3 separate regions of the Homo sapiens genome follow, and regions 2 and 3 are each linked to region 1. The links are chromatin contacts, found by Hi-C or POLR2A ChIA-PET in ENCODE. All regions are on one chromosome and are shown on one strand. Each heading gives the region's core, a stretch centred on a gene start or an enhancer-like site at or near the end of the contact. The rest is flanking DNA. Distances are from core to core; before and after follow the strand shown.

Region 1 (4,727 bases), core at 986-3,485:
GGAGAATGGCTTGAACACGGGGGGCGGAAGTAACAGTGAGCTGAGATGGTGCCACTGCACTCCAGCCTGGGCCACAGACTGAGACTCCATCTCAGGAAAAAAAAAAAAAGAAAAGAAAAGAAATGGAGATTTGGCAAAATTAAGTCACTTGGGATCCCAGGAAATTGGAATCTGAGGCTGAATGAAACCTCTTAGTGGGATGGTTGAACATGTATACGGCAAATTATGTTGCAAGTGGAAAATGTGAAAAACACAATAGAGCCTGGCATGGTGGCTCACACCTGTCATCTAAGCACTTTGGGAGGCCAAGGGGGAGGATCGCTTGAGGCCAGGAGTTCAAGACCAGCCAGAGTAACAGTGAGACCTCTGTCTCTACAAAAATGTTTTTAAAATTGGCCAAGCAGTGGTGGCTTACACCTGTAGACCCAACTACTTAGGAGGCTGAGGTGGGATCACTTGAGCCTAAGAGTTCAAGTGAGCCCTGATCATGCCAGTGCCTCCAGCCTGAGCAACAGGGTGAGACCCTGCCTCTAAAAACTGAACAACAAAAAAAATCAGTAGGGTGTCAGCTACGGGAGTTACTGTTTCGGTGCAATCAGATTAGGATGAGAGGATCTGAACTGATGAGCATTGCAGTAGGTGAAAGACGGTAAGTGGCCATTTCTATTAGCATTAAATAGTCACTGATGTGGTTTCATCAGGATTCACAATACATGTGTGGCTCCCAAATTGAGTTTCAAAGTCTTGGGTTCATGGTGTCCCCTGCCCAGCAAAATAAAGTGCAAATCTTACGGAGCAACACATTTTAAGTTCAGGCCTCAAGTACTTCCAGAGACAAAAGTCCTGGGGACACTGGCTCAGAATGGGGGAAAGGGGACCCTGGGCCAAGAGTCAACCAGGATGACATGCAGAATCAGACCTGCAAGGGCTGCAGATACTGTAGTTATGAGGCACACCCAACGCTTAAAGATAAATATGTGGTTGGAAGTATAAGAGCCTATTAAAACTGCTAGAATATAAGAAATCAAATAGGACAAAAACAGAATCATTGGCAGGGTGCAGTGGCTCACGCCTGTAATCCCAGCACTTTGGGACGCCGAGGGAGGCGGGTGGATCACTTGAGGTCAGCAGTTCAAGACCAGCCTGGCCAACATGGTGAAACCCCGTCTCTACTAAAAATACAAAAAAATGAGCCGGGCGTTAATAGCGCGTGTCTGTAGTCCCAGCTACTCAGGAGGCTGAGGCAGGAGAATCGCTTGGACCCAGGAGGCGAAGGTTGCAGTGAGCCGAGATCGCGCCATCACACTCCAGCCTGGGCGACAAGAGCGAAACACCGTCTCAAAAAAAAAAAAATCGGTGCAATTAATAACCCAGTGGATGGGTTAAACAGATTGCACGTAGCTGAAAAGTAACCGAAAATCTGGACTGGCGCGGTGGCTCACGCCTGTCATCCCAGCACTCTGGGAGGTCGAGGCGGGCGGATCACTTGAGATCAGAAATTTGAGACCAGCCTGGCCAACATGGCGAAACCCCGTCTCTACTAAAAATACAAAATTAGCTGGTCTGTAATCCCAGCTACTCCGGAGGCTGAGGGAGAAGAATCACTTGAACCCAGAAGGCGGAGCTTGCAGTGAGCCAGGATCGCGCCACCGCACTCCAGCCTGGGCGACAGAGCAAGACTCCATCTCAAAAAAAAAAAAAAAAAAGAAAATCTGAAGCAGTCAGTGCAGTAGGGAGAAGTGGGCGAAAGGAAGGAGGCCACGCTGCTGGGTTTCAGGATGAGATGGGCGTTGAGGGTGCATTCACAGAATCCCGGGAGGAGCCAGCTGAGCGGGGAAGGCATCAGGAGAGGGGAGGCACTGAGCGGGGCGCGGTGCTGTAGGGAACGGAGGCTCATCAGGGCGGCCGGGATTGAGGCGCAGGCGCTGAGCCTTCACCTAAGTCCGCCGAAGTGTGCAGAGCCTGGAGACGGGATCGAGGTCACCGGAAGCCCACGGTTGCGGGGACATGATCAAGCTACAGCGCGCTGGGGGAAGCGACCACTGCCGCCCCGCGGATCCCACCGGCCTGGCCGGGAGCTCCCTCTGCCCGGCTCACCCGCGCTTCCGGCCCGAAGCCCGGCTTCCTCTGACGTCACGGCCCCTGCGCCCCCTGGCGGCGCGGCTGCGGCGGGACGCGCGGGCACCGCCCCCTCCGGCTGGAGGGCGGGACTTCCGGTGAGTGAGTGACGGGCGCAGCCTCGGCAGCGGCGGCGGCGGAGCCCTGAGGCGACAGCAGCTGCGGGAGGCGACGGGCTGCGGCCTGCGGAACCTGAGGCAGCTGGGGAGGGCCGGGCGCGCCGGCCGGATAGCGAGCCGCGCTGGCGGCGGCGGTGGCCGCGATGATGGAGATCCAGATGGACGAGGGCGGCGGCGTGGTGGTGTACCAGGACGACTACTGCTCCGGCTCGGTGATGTCGGAGCGGGTGTCGGGCCTGGCGGGCTCCATCTACCGCGAGTTCGAGCGCCTCATCCACTGCTACGACGAGGAGGTGGTCAAGGAGCTCATGCCGCTGGTGGTGAACGTGCTGGAGAACCTAGACTCGGTGCTCAGCGAGAACCAGGAGCACGAGGTGGAGCTGGAGCTGCTGCGCGAGGACAACGAGCAGCTGCTCACCCAGTACGAGCGTGAGAAGGCGCTGCGCAGGCAGGCGGAGGAGGTGCGTGGGCCGCGGGACCCGCCCGCATCCCCGTCCCGGACCCCCAGCCAGCCCCGGGCCCCGGACCCAACACCCGTCCCGACCCCAGACCCCGCTCCGGCACCCCGGACCGCGGGACCCCTGGACCCCCAGACCCCGCCCCGAGACCCGCCTGGACCCCATATCCCCCGCCCCGGGACTTCCCCACCCCCTCTGCCCGCCGTGAGACACCTCCCTAGAGCACTCCCCCGCCTGCCCCGGGACCCCACCCCGACTCCCGGGGACCCCCTTTTCCGCCCAGGCCTGGGCCCTGGCCCCCTCCTCCGTGCCCCCAGCCCTGAATCTTCAGCCCCAAACCCGATGTGCCTGGCGTCATCCCCGGGGAGCTCAGCTTCAAAGCCAGGCCTCACTCTCCCCTCCCCACCCACCTCTGCATGACAATTGCCTTTGCTTTCGTGCGTGTGTTCAGTCAAAACCGTTTCCCGACCCCAAGTGCTACCTCTGTTGGCTGCCATTCTAAACCCATCTAGAAAAGGAATCTTTTGGTGTTCTTAGGGGGCTGCAGCCGTCTGTGGATGATGTTGGAGACCTTTCCCTTGTCCCTAATCCCGTATTTTGAAGGTCTGTGACACGGGTGAATTGGGTGGTTGATGTAAACACAGAACAAGGCCGCAGGCGGGCTGCTCCTCTGTCAGCAGAAGGAACACTCGAGTTTCTGGAGGTGATGTCTTTGCCCCCTTGGTTCCTTGCTTGGCGAGATTGTTAGCTGATGTAGCCAGGGCTGAGAAACTCCACTCTGGCTTCTGAGGAGTTAACAGTCTGAGTTTGAAGCGTTTAATTCTGTGCTAGGATGTCTCCATAACCTGGAAATCGCTTGTCTGTGAAGCAGTTACAAGAGCCGGGCCCTGTGGGGAGCACCACTTAGCTTCATTCATTCACCGTCAGATACTGAGCTCGGCCTGCCTGTGTGTGGGCCCAGAACCTCGCCCTTTGTCAGAAACAGGTTCAGGGAGGCTGGTTCCCATCCCTGCTTTGCCTCTGTGACCTTGGCCTGTCGCCTGCCTGGGGTTCGATTTTCCATCAAAGGAGTGAATTGCACTAGGCGATCTCCAAGCCCAGAAATTCTCTCATTCTAGGAGTTAGGTAATGCTGTTTGACTTATGAATAGAAGTGTCTTAGGAAATGAGCTTCAATTCCTTTTCAATTAATTCGGCTTAACACATTCTTGACTTTAATAGGAAAATAAAAGATTGTGTCAGTATTTTGGCTTTTTCTGAAACCAAGGTGATTTATGGCCTAGTTTGGTTTAAAGCGTGTTTATAAAAATCATAACAGTATGTTGTATCATTCCTCCTTTCCTGTGGTTTCTATTGCGTTTGGGCTTCGTGTCTGTCGCGAGGTGGTTATGCATTGATTGGAATGCCCCGGTTCCAGCAAAGCTGAGTTAAAGCTCTCAACCTAAGGGAACGCAAAGGTTCATGGATTTTGGAGCTCAGGGTGACTATAGGCATTTTACTGGGAAGGAAACTTGTCCTGAGAAGTGGAGGGGCTGAACCAAGGTCACCCACCCCAGAAGTGCCCAGCCAGGATGCAGAGTGAACCCGACACCGGCCTGGGCACTTGCTTCCATGTCAGGCAGCTGCAGGCACCGGAGGGCTGCTCCCCAGAAGCCTGGAGTGCCAGGGCTGCCCTCGCTCAGCTGTGGAGCTGTGGCTGCCCCCTGTGCTGGGCACCGCCCTCCACTGCTCTCCCACACTCAGTGGCCTGACCTGGATTTCAGGTGGGTTTCTTTTTTTCACCTTGTACCTGTGTGGTCAGTATAGTGGACGAGAAGGAACTGAAAGGAGAAAATCAAGATGGACAACGTTAAGGCTAGGAATTATAACCTTGCCGCTTAAAAATGAGCTGTGCACAGGATAGGCGCTGCCCAGCTCTGTGCGGTTCACATGCAAGCTGCTGTGAGTGCATCTGCCCTCCCCCAGGGCTCCTGCTGAACCAAGCTGGCGGGTGTGCGTGTGGTTTGCAAAGCTATCACCTTTAGTCTGAGACC
Region 2 (4,727 bases), core at 1,216-3,715, 1.3 Mb after region 1:
CTGCCCCCTTCCGGCTGCTTTGGCCCATCCTTGGGGGCGCTCTGAGCCTGACCTTCGTGCTGGGGCTGCTTTCTGGCTTTTTGGTCTGGAGACGATGCCGCAGGAGAGAGAAGTTCACCAGTAAGTGTGCCCTGGCCTGCCCAGCCCTGTCAGCACTCGACCTTTTCTCTGCTGCTGACGACCCCACCTCTTATCTTGCAGCCCCCATAGAGGAGACCGGCGGAGAGGGCTGCCCAGCTGTGGCGCTGATCCAGTGACAATGTGCCCCCTGCCAGCCGGGGCTCGCCCACTCATCATTCATTCATCCATTCTAGAGCCAGTCTCTGCCTCCCAGACGCGGCGGGAGCCAAGCTCCTCCAACCACAAGGGGGGTGGGGGGCGGTGAATCACCTCTGAGGCCTGGGCCCAGGGTTCAGGGGAACCTTCCAAGGTGTCTGGTTGCCCTGCCTCTGGCTCCAGAACAGAAAGGGAGCCTCACGCTGGCTCACACAAAACAGCTGACACTGACTAAGGAACTGCAGCATTTGCACAGGGGAGGGGGGTGCCCTCCTTCCTAGAGGCCCTGGGGGCCAGGCTGACTTGGGGGGCAGACTTGACACTAGGCCCCACTCACTCAGATGTCCTGAAATTCCACCACGGGGGTCACCCTGGGGGGTTAGGGACCTATTTTTAACACTAGGGGGCTGGCCCACTAGGAGGGCTGGCCCTAAGATACAGACCCCCCCAACTCCCCAAAGCGGGGAGGAGATATTTATTTTGGGGAGAGTTTGGAGGGGAGGGAGAATTTATTAATAAAAGAATCTTTAACTTTAAATGGTTTGGAGAGGCAGTGATCCCCGACTGACTCCCCTGAGCTGGAGGGAGGGAGTGAGTCAGCCAGCCGCGGGGGCGGGGGTGAGGCTCTGACTCACACATTCTCAATGCCTGGAACTCAGCCGGCAAGGACCTGGCTGGCCCTAACAGTTTTCCAGGGAAGATCTTGAGGAGAAACCCCAGCATCCCGCGCCTCTGCCCTCTCCACCATCCCCAAAAGCCCCAGGTTCCAGACTGAAGCCTTCCTTTGCTCAGCAATCTTTATTCAGTTCTTCTTGGGGGTGGGATGCCTCCCTTCCCATGCTCCCACCCCTCCCATCCCAGAACTCCGTTGGGCTCAGTGTCCTCTGTTGAGGGAAGGTCTTGGTGCCCAGATGCCTACTCTGCAGGAGAGGGAGGAACCTTGTCCCTTTGCGGGAGTCGCTGGTCTCTTCTGTTGTGGGGAAGAAGGAAGGTGGGAGGGGCACTGTCCACCAGCACTCAGAGCTCCATTATGTCCCCAGCTGGGGTTGCAGGGTAGGGGGGACTGGGGGTGTCCCCCAGCCTCAGCAGACGGAGGGCCTCAGGGATGAGGCTGCCAGGATAGCGCCAGAGAAGCAGCTCAGAGCAAGGGCTCCTAGAAGAGGAAATGACTGTCAGGGCATGGAGCTGAGGCTGGCCTAGCTGAGCACCTCCCACCAGGTCCAGGTCCCCAGGGGCTCCTGGGTTCCCAGCACTTTCCAAAGAGCCAAGATGGGAAACAACCCAGAGGTCAGCTAGAGCTAAAAATGGCACGATGAGGCAGGGCCTGAGGTCAGCTGTGAGGACCGCCTGTGATTCTGCAGAAGGCCTGGCCAGTGGAGGAACCTACCTGAGTGGGGGCAGGGCTGGGGAGAAGGTCATGGGGGGGCTGCAGTAGGGGTGGTCATTGTGCAGGCTGAGTTGAGAGAAGTGGGTGGCCATGTTCTCCTCAGACAGAAACTGCTTGCGCAGAGGCTCCCTGGGGAGAGATGGCAGAGAGGCAGGCTGGGATACTGACACAGGAGGCAGCCTGTTGGGGACCAGAGGTGACAGAGATCTTGTTGGGAGTCCCTCCCTGCCCCCAAACTCACTGCTCCTCCTCCAGGCGCCGCTTGGTGCTCATGGGCACAGCTCCTCGGAGAGGGGAGCTGGGAAAAAAAGAGAGCCTGGTGCACCCCACCCTCTTGGCCCCTTCCCAAGGATCTGCCCGCCTAAGCCTGCAGCATCAGCCAGGAGCCCCAAGCCCATTCCTGTCTCAGCTGGTGCCGGTCCCCGCTCTCCTGGACCATCCAGCAGGGTACCTCGGAAGTCTCGACCCTCAGCCGCAGCCCCAGTCCCATCTCAGCTCACGCCTAAGCCCCGCCGATTCGCCCCACCCCGTATTCATCCTGCAGACCAGTCCTGAGCACCCAGCCAAAGCTCCTGCGGCCCTTGGTCAGGCCCACCCTGGTCCCCTACACGCACCTGGCGTCCAGGCCCCAAGTCACCCCCAAGGCGGCCCGCGGGAGGCGCTGGGCCCCTCCCTGGGGGCCTCGCTGCAAGGGCTGCTGCAGGATCATTGGGTTTTGGGGTCCTGCGGGTGGGATCTGGGCGACAGGGGAGGAGTCTCTGAGGGCGTGGCCAAGAGAGGATGGGCGTGGCTTTAGGCGGGCACAGCCGCGAGGTTCTGCGCGGGCGCGGAAGACGGGCGGCGCGTGGCGGAAGGCAGGCTTGCTCCTCGGGGTGGGGGAGGGTATCCGGCTTAAGGGGGCTGCGGTGGACACCACTTCTTAATGTCGGGGGTCTTCGCGGCGCTCACCTCGGCTCCTAGGGTTCGGGACGGTACGCACCAGCCACCTTCGCGCCGAAGGCGGTAGGGCGCCACGGAGAGGAACCGCTCTAGGCACGTAAGGCCTCGTGAGGTTGCGTCGCGCGCGGAGCACTCTGGGACTTGTAGTTCTGGAGATGGAGCGAGCTGTGCCGCTCGCGGTGCCTCTGGGTCAGGTGAGACGGACGTGGTGCGCGTTGCCTTCTGGGGTTTGTAGTTCACGCATGGCTGGGACGGGGCGGGCAGGGAATCGTGCCCTGAGCCCTGTTTTGCCTGGGCTATTTGTGGGACTCAGACTCTGACCAGGGGGGCGGGATAGTAACCCAGAAGTGCTTCAGGGGCTTAACGCAAGTCAGAGAGTAGGAATTATAAATCAGTACGTTTTTCTATGTTGGGGTAGTAGAGGTACTTTTTTTTTTTTTTTAATTTTCTAGTTCTTGCAAAGCACTTTTTTTTTTTTTTTGAGACAGAGTCTCACTCTGTCACCTAGGCTAGAGTGCAGTGGCGCGATCTCAGCTCACTGCAACCTCCGCCTCCCAGGTTCAAGCGATTCTCCTGCCTCAGCCCTCCAAGTAGCTGGGACTATAGGCGTGTGCCACCATGCCCAGCTAATTTTCGTGTTTTTAGTAGAGACAGGGTTTCACCATGTTGACCAGGCTGGTCTCGAACTCCTGACCTCAGGTAATCTGCCTGCCTTGGCTTCTCAAAGTGCTAGGATTACAGGTGTGAGCCACCACGCCCGGCCAAATTTTTTTTTTTTTTTTTTTTTTGAGATGGAATTTCACTCTTGTTGCCCAAGCTGGAGTGCAGTGGCTCCATCTGGGTTCACCGCAACCTCCGCCTCCCAGATTCAAGCAATTCTCCTGCCTCAGCCTCCTGAGTAGCTGAGATTACAGGCATGCGCCACCACTCCCAGCTAATTTTGCATTTTTAGCAGAGACAGGGTTTCTCCATGTTGGTCAGGCTGGTCTTGAACTCCTGACCTCAGGTGGTCCACCTGCCTTGGCCTGCCAAAGTGCTGGGATTACAGGCGTGAGCCACTGCGCCCGGCCCCACATTTTTAAATTTTTTTTGAGACAGAGTCTCACTATGTTGCCCAGGCTGCTCTCAAACTCCTGGCCTCCCAGAGCGCTGGATTACAGGCATGAACCACCACACCCGGCTTAAGCACTGAGTGACAGCCCCATGTAAAGCTCTTGTCTATACACTAGCTCATCTAATTGTGATGGAATCTTCTGTGAGCTCCATTTGTCAGTTGAGGAAGCTGGCAGGAGAGGCCTGGGTGCTTGCTCAGAGGTCCCTGAGGCATCACCTCAACTCTCCCCTTCTTCAGTGTCTTCTTGGAGCCACCCATGGGACTGCATGGGCAGGTGCTGGCTTGGGGCGGGGCCGCCTCAAAAGAAGGCTGAGAAGTCAGGACAGTGGGAGGCCTGGCAGGTTTTGGGGGAAGCAGGGAGGAATCTGTGGATGGGAGGTTTCATACGTCCCAGGCAGGCCTCATCCAGTCTTTCCCTGCAGACAGAGGTGTTCCAGGCCTTGCAGCGGCTCCATATGACCATCTTCTCCCAGAGCGTCTCACCATGTGGGAAGTTTCTGGCGGCTGGCAACAATTACGGGCAGATTGCCATCTTCAGGTACCCTCTGCCGCTGTCCACCCATTAGCCCTGGCACTTGGCCCTCATGGGACGGATGCCCCCGTTTCTGACTCCTGGGTCCCCTCCGCTGTCCCTGCAGCTTGTCCTCTGCTTTGAGCTCAGAAGCCAAAGAGGAAAGTAAGAAGCCGGTGGTGACTTTCCAAGGTGGGTATACCTGTGGAGTCTGGCTTCAGGACTTTGGGTGGGATTGGCTCACTCAGTTCTGCATTTCTCTTTAGCCCATGATGGGCCCGTCTATAGCATGGTTTCCACCGATCGACATCTGCTTAGTGCTGGGGATGGGGAGGTGAAGGCCTGGCTTTGGGCGGAGATGCTCAAGAAGGTAAGGAGTCGAGCTTGGGAAAGGGCTGGGGTGCCTGGACCCAGAGAGAGCCTTTGAGGTCACCTGGTATTTTCTCTTTTGAAGGGCTGTAAGGAGCTGTGGCGTCGTCAGCCTCCATACAGGTGAGCAG
Region 3 (4,727 bases), core at 1,053-3,552, 1.2 Mb before region 1:
GCTCCTGCCTCTGCCTCCCAAGTAGCAGGGACCACAAGCACACACCACCACACCCTAATTATCTTTTAAGTGGAGACAGGTTTCGCTTTGTGTGTTGCCCAGGCTGGTGGTCCGTCGTCTTTTTGACCCAGGCCTGTGTGGCTCACAAAGCAGGCAATTGCAGGGTCATCCCATCAAATCTGAGCATGGCACCAGAGCACACAAGTCAGCCACCTGCGGGCCTTGGCACCCTCGTGCTCCACGCCAGGGTCCCTGTGTGCTCAAGTCTGGGCTCCATGATGGCACTGGGGTTTGTTCTGTTTGCTGCTTTGTGCGCGTGAGGCTTTCTCTGGGTGCCTGAACAGATGCCTCCAGTTTCAGTTCTTTCTGTTTGGCCCTCCCCATCCTCTTCTCCTCCAGGGGGGATTCATGGCTCGCCTCTTGGCTCTTCTGGGCACTTGGCGAGCTTCTGCGCACTTGCGTTAGCTGCTCAGGTCTGTCTGGATGTGAGAGTCGTGTCCTCAGGCCAGGAAGCACTGGCACGGAGCAGGGCTCGGTCAATGGTCTGGATAATCCAGAGTCACTTACCTTCTGCTGTGCAGTCATTTACAATTCACGCCTGTGTGCCTGATGTCTTGTGACTCAGAATCTTCAAGACAATCACAGGCTGGCCTCACGGAGGCACGAGTGACTCATTTCTCTCATCGCACCCATTCCCTCCAGCACTCTCCTTGTGCGGGGAAACCTCAGTCACCTTGAAGACGCCTCCTGAGGCCCTCTTCTGGGTGAATGGGCTTCCTCCTTCACCATGACAGGCTACTGGGGAGAGCTGGGGTGCTCCCACCCTCTCCTCACCCCAAATGGGCCTGGCCTAGCAAAACTGGCCAGAACTGGCCACTCTGCAGTGAGCTGGCAGGGCCCTCAGCATCAGATCAACAGGTTCAACTGCAGCTGCCTCTCTGGTGGGGAGGTTATAAGGCCTGCTGGCTAGACCACTGGCCCCTGGCCAGGGAGCCACCTAGGCAGTGCCAGGGAAGGACTGGGAAGGGAAGAGAACCTGCGGTCCCTGAGTGAGGCCTTGACTGCACCCTCTCCTGTGGTTCGAAAGCCACACTTGGCCAGTATCCTGCCATGCAGGTGAGGAAGCTGGGGAGGACAGGGTCCCAGAGCCTTGTCCAAGTTGCAGAGAGGAGAGCCAGCTCTCACTCTGCAGCCCTCTGTGCCCCCAGACCCCCACTGGCCCCCGGGGACACATTTCCTGCCCTTGGGATGCTTTGGCATGGATATAGTCTGGGAACAAACGGCACATCCAGCTGCCCTGCCTGTCTCCACAGAGGGGGCAGCAGACCTAGGGGGAGGTGTCCAAGACACAGGAATGAAGTGTCCTTACCAAAAGCTTCCGAGGACAGAAATAAACCCCTCCTGCCAGCTTCTGCACTGACTGCAGCTAGAAGCCGAGCTCCACGTGGGACACAGGTGTCCCTGCTGCGGCATCTCAGCATGACGGAGGCCCATCCTTGGCTTTCCTGGAGCATGAATATCCTCTGAGGAGCACTGGCCCTGGCCTTGTAGGTCTTGCTGAGACTGGCTTAGATTTTCTGGCCCAGGAGCAATCGTCACCCAACCTCCCACTTGTAAATCTCGCCACAGAATCGGCCCACAACCGTCTCTCCGGAATCTCGGCGGACCAGCCCTGCTCCTGTGTCTCCCTCTCCCGCAGAGCCACTGCCTTCTCAGGCTCCTCAAGTGCACCTAAGAGCGGGAGTCTGGCTGCCCTCAGCACTCGCGTCCCGCCCTGCAGCCTGATAAGCTTGACGCCAAGGCATTCTCCCGAGAGCCGGCCCAGCAGCTGCTGGCAGGAGAGTGGCCTCAGGGCAGCGGGAAGGGGACCTCCGGGGAGAGAATGAGGCCTGCGCAAGGGTCCTGGAAGGACCCAGGAGTCGCCCCGGCTTCCCTCCCCCAGGCCCTGGTTGGGCGCCGTGGGCCGCGTCCCAGTTGAGCCCGGCGTGGCCGTTTAATGGCGTCCCTCCGCGACCGAGGACGAAGGGGCCTAGAGAGGCTGTGCCCAAGCGACGCTGCGAGGCCAGGCCGCGTCTCGGGCCAGGGCGGTCCCCTTGCCACCGCCGCTCTTGGCCGCCAGGACCAAGCACAGCACGCAGCGTCGCGAAAGGGGCGGTCCTGGAAGGCGCGAAGGGGTCTCCGGGTCTCGCGAACACGGCGGGGTCGGGGCGGAGTCGTGGGTCCTCGGTCGAGCGGCCGCCCAGAGCCCCGCGGGACACGGACGGCCCCAGCCCGGCTCCCCGCGAGCCCCACGCGTCTGTGACGCCGCTGATGCGCAGACGCCGCGGCTGCAGGCCCCGCCCCTCCGTGCCCCTCGCAAGGCCCTCTGGGAGTTGTAGTTCCAGCTCCTCCTCGGGCCGCCCCACTCCCTGATAATCCTGGAGCGCGGCGCCTCCCGGGGACCGAGGCCTCGGGCCCGGCCGTCTCCAGCAGCGAGGGCAGGAGAAGTGGCCCGGGCGGTCGGCGGACTGGGAGGGCGCCACCCGAGGACTACAACTCCCGGCCTGCCTCGCGCAGGCACCGCCCCGAGCTTCCGCCCCGTCGGCGCCGCGCAGCCCTGTGGGAGCCGTAGTCCGGGCGCGCGATTCACAGCGCCGCGTGCGCCCCGGGCGCGCCGTAGCCGCGGGGCCCGGGCCGGGCGCTACGCTACGAAGGCAGCGTAAGGCGGGCGCCGGACGCGGGCAGGGGCCGGGGCCGGAGCCGGGTCGGGGCGCCCCGCGGCTGAGGAGCGGGAGGCCGTCCGGGCAGCGCGGCCGGCGGCGAGAGGGGCCCCGCCGCTCTCCGGAGGCAGAAGTTGTGGATCGGCCGGCGGGGGCGAGCGGGCCCGGGGGCCGGGGCCGCGCTGCCCGGGCCGCGAGGACGAGGCGGCGCCGCCGGGCTGTGGAGGTGAGTCCCGTCGGCCGGGCCCGGCCGGGCGCCCAGCCGGGGACCCCGGGCGGGGAGCGCGGGCCCGGAGGGCGGCGGGGAGCGCGGGCTCGGCGGGGCGCAGGAGGCCTCGGGGGCCGGGCGCGCCGGGCTCCGAGCCAGGGCAGGGACGGCAGGGCCCCCGGAGTGGGGTCAGCCCGCCGCCCGCTGGCGCCTCCAGGCTGGTGGGGGCCAGGGCTGGGCGATGCTTCGCAGAGGAACCCAGAGGAAGGCGGGAAGTCGGCAGGGACCTGGGCCATGTGGGTCACTTGAGGCCAGCCCCGGGGGCCGCGCACACCGGAGGCGGCCTCGGCCCTGCCTGCCCTTGAGTGCCCTTATATCCGGGCCCATCGTGCGGTCCTGGCCGCCTTAGGGATGTTGTGCTTGGTGCGGGCATCACTCCCCTCACTTGGGGAACGGCCTGGGGGCGGCCACCTGGCGTGGAGGGGCTGGCGGGAGCCCCGTCTGTGCCAGCCATGCCAGTGTTCTCTTCCGTGTTCCTCTGGGGCTGCTGCGGCACCAGCTGGGAAGTTGCAAATCTGCTGTCCTCCCGCTGGCTGCAGAAGGGGCCCCTCTAGTCCTGACCGGGGGAACTCTTGTGTGGTCAGCTGGCCCTGGCCGGGCGAGCTCTCGGGGCCCCCTTACTGCTCTGGAGTTTGTTACCGGACTGCAGGTAACAAGACCCGGAAAGCAATGGTGAGGCCCAGAACCTGAGGCCAGGCCTGGGTGTGTGGGGCCAGTGGGGAAGACTGGGACTCCGTTGGGTGCTGAAGAGTTGTGTGCTTCTCCTTCGGGAAACCCGGATCTCTTCCTCTGCCCAGGTCTGAGGGGTGCGGAAACGTGAGTCACAGTTCAGTGTGGGAGTGCCCCGTAATTGCCTCCGCGTTTCCAGAGTCTGGGGCTGGGCAAGGATATAGGGGTGATTCTCCCTTCCGGTTCTGAGTGACTTCTCAACTGTGAAGTGGGGCAAGAGAAATTGTTTTTCTGGCCTGTCTGGGGGAGGCAGGTCCTGCAGGAAACCAGCTTGGCCTGGCCTTGGGTTGGGTGTGCCTTGCCTCCTCCGAGGTCCTTCTGCTTGCGGGAGGAGCACCCCTCTTTTTCCTGCTTCTGTCTGTGTCTGAGGCTCTCCAGAGCTCCTTGATTGGCAGAGGAGCCAGTGACCTCTGAGTCCCCAGGAGAGCCCGAGGCTCAGTAACTGCATAACTGCGCAGGGCCTCTTGTCTGGGCCTCCACAGACCGTGGTCTCTGAGAGCAGGAAGTGGCTGGTCCCCTGTAATGCTGCATCTGTGTGACAGCCTCAAGCCCTGCTGGCTCTCTCTCCGGGCACCCCTCACTTGCTTCTTGCCCTGGCCTTGGGCAGCACTCCGGTAACCCCAGTGCCACAGGTGAGGAACCGAAGCTGGAGACAGCTGTTCATGGCAGGGGAGGGGCCGAGGGAGGCTGAGCGCCTGGTCTCTCCCTCCTGCTGGTTCCACCAGTTCACACGAGGCAATTGGAGGGAAGGATTCTGCTGCCCGGAAAATCCTCCGGAACCACAGGTGTTGTTCATGGGCCTGAGCCGCTCAGTGAAGAACTCGGCCGTTGGTGGCCGAGTTGCCCCTGGTCCAGCCCTCTGGCCCGCGGTGTGATGCCTCTACTCATGGCAACAGGCGTGGACAGGTGCTGAGAAGGAGGACGACATCATTAAACAAAACAGCTTGGGGTCTTTGAAAAACAGTGACAGAAACCCAGGAAGGCTGGTGACTTGTCAGGTCTGTGTCTGTCCTGGGTGGCCACTCGGCCCT

What was found. Hi-C counts contacts between places; a loop is a spot of excess contacts on that map. ChIA-PET counts read pairs that join two places held with the same protein, here RNA polymerase II (POLR2A). Pooled maps may share reads with other maps.
Region 2: a pooled map shows a loop between it and region 1 (6-fold over the local background). The contact joins the promoter of THOC6 here to the promoter of MAPK8IP3 in region 1. A Hi-C loop is called at or near these places in 3 of 50 pooled maps. POLR2A ChIA-PET finds 5 or more read pairs at or near these places in 3 of 52 experiments (AG04449, MCF 10A and activated B cell).
Region 3: a pooled map shows a loop between it and region 1 (7-fold over the local background). The contact joins the promoter of LINC00235 here to the promoter of MAPK8IP3 in region 1. A Hi-C loop is called at or near these places in 6 of 50 pooled maps.

What each region holds. Positions count from the first base shown.
Region 1 is chr16:1,703,960-1,708,686 of GRCh38, forward strand. It overlaps MAPK8IP3 (mitogen-activated protein kinase 8 interacting protein 3), which reads left to right and starts at 2,236. Exons shown (of 32, transcript NM_001318852.2): 1 at 2,236-2,698. The coding sequence starts at 2,381. RefSeq lists silencers at 789-1,083, 1,990-2,329, 2,600-2,709, 2,730-2,779 and an enhancer at 1,567-2,431.
Region 2 is chr16:3,021,570-3,026,296 of GRCh38, forward strand. THOC6 (THO complex subunit 6) reads left to right here and starts at 2,466. Exons shown (of 13, transcript NM_024339.5): 1 at 2,466-2,796; 2 at 4,139-4,254; 3 at 4,355-4,419; 4 at 4,494-4,597; 5 at 4,682-4,719. The coding sequence starts at 2,758. It overlaps HCFC1R1 (host cell factor C1 regulator 1), which reads right to left and starts at 2,373. Exons shown (of 4, transcript NM_017885.4): 1 at 2,278-2,373; 2 at 1,905-1,961; 3 at 1,664-1,792; 4 at 1,056-1,429. The coding sequence starts at 2,372. The coding sequence ends at 1,294. TNFRSF12A (TNF receptor superfamily member 12A) reads left to right here. Exons shown (of 4, transcript NM_016639.3): 3 at 1-120; 4 at 202-814. The coding sequence ends at 257. RefSeq lists enhancers at 1-327, 1,719-1,818, 1,801-2,445, 2,446-3,089, 2,479-2,788 and 1 more and a silencer at 2,209-2,408.
Region 3 is chr16:525,105-529,831 of GRCh38, forward strand. LINC00235 (long intergenic non-protein coding RNA 235) reads right to left here and starts at 2,303. Exons shown (of 1, transcript NR_024121.1): 1 at 1,743-2,303. CAPN15 (calpain 15) reads left to right here and starts at 2,608. Exons shown (of 14, transcript NM_005632.3): 1 at 2,608-2,925. RefSeq lists an enhancer at 1,167-1,728.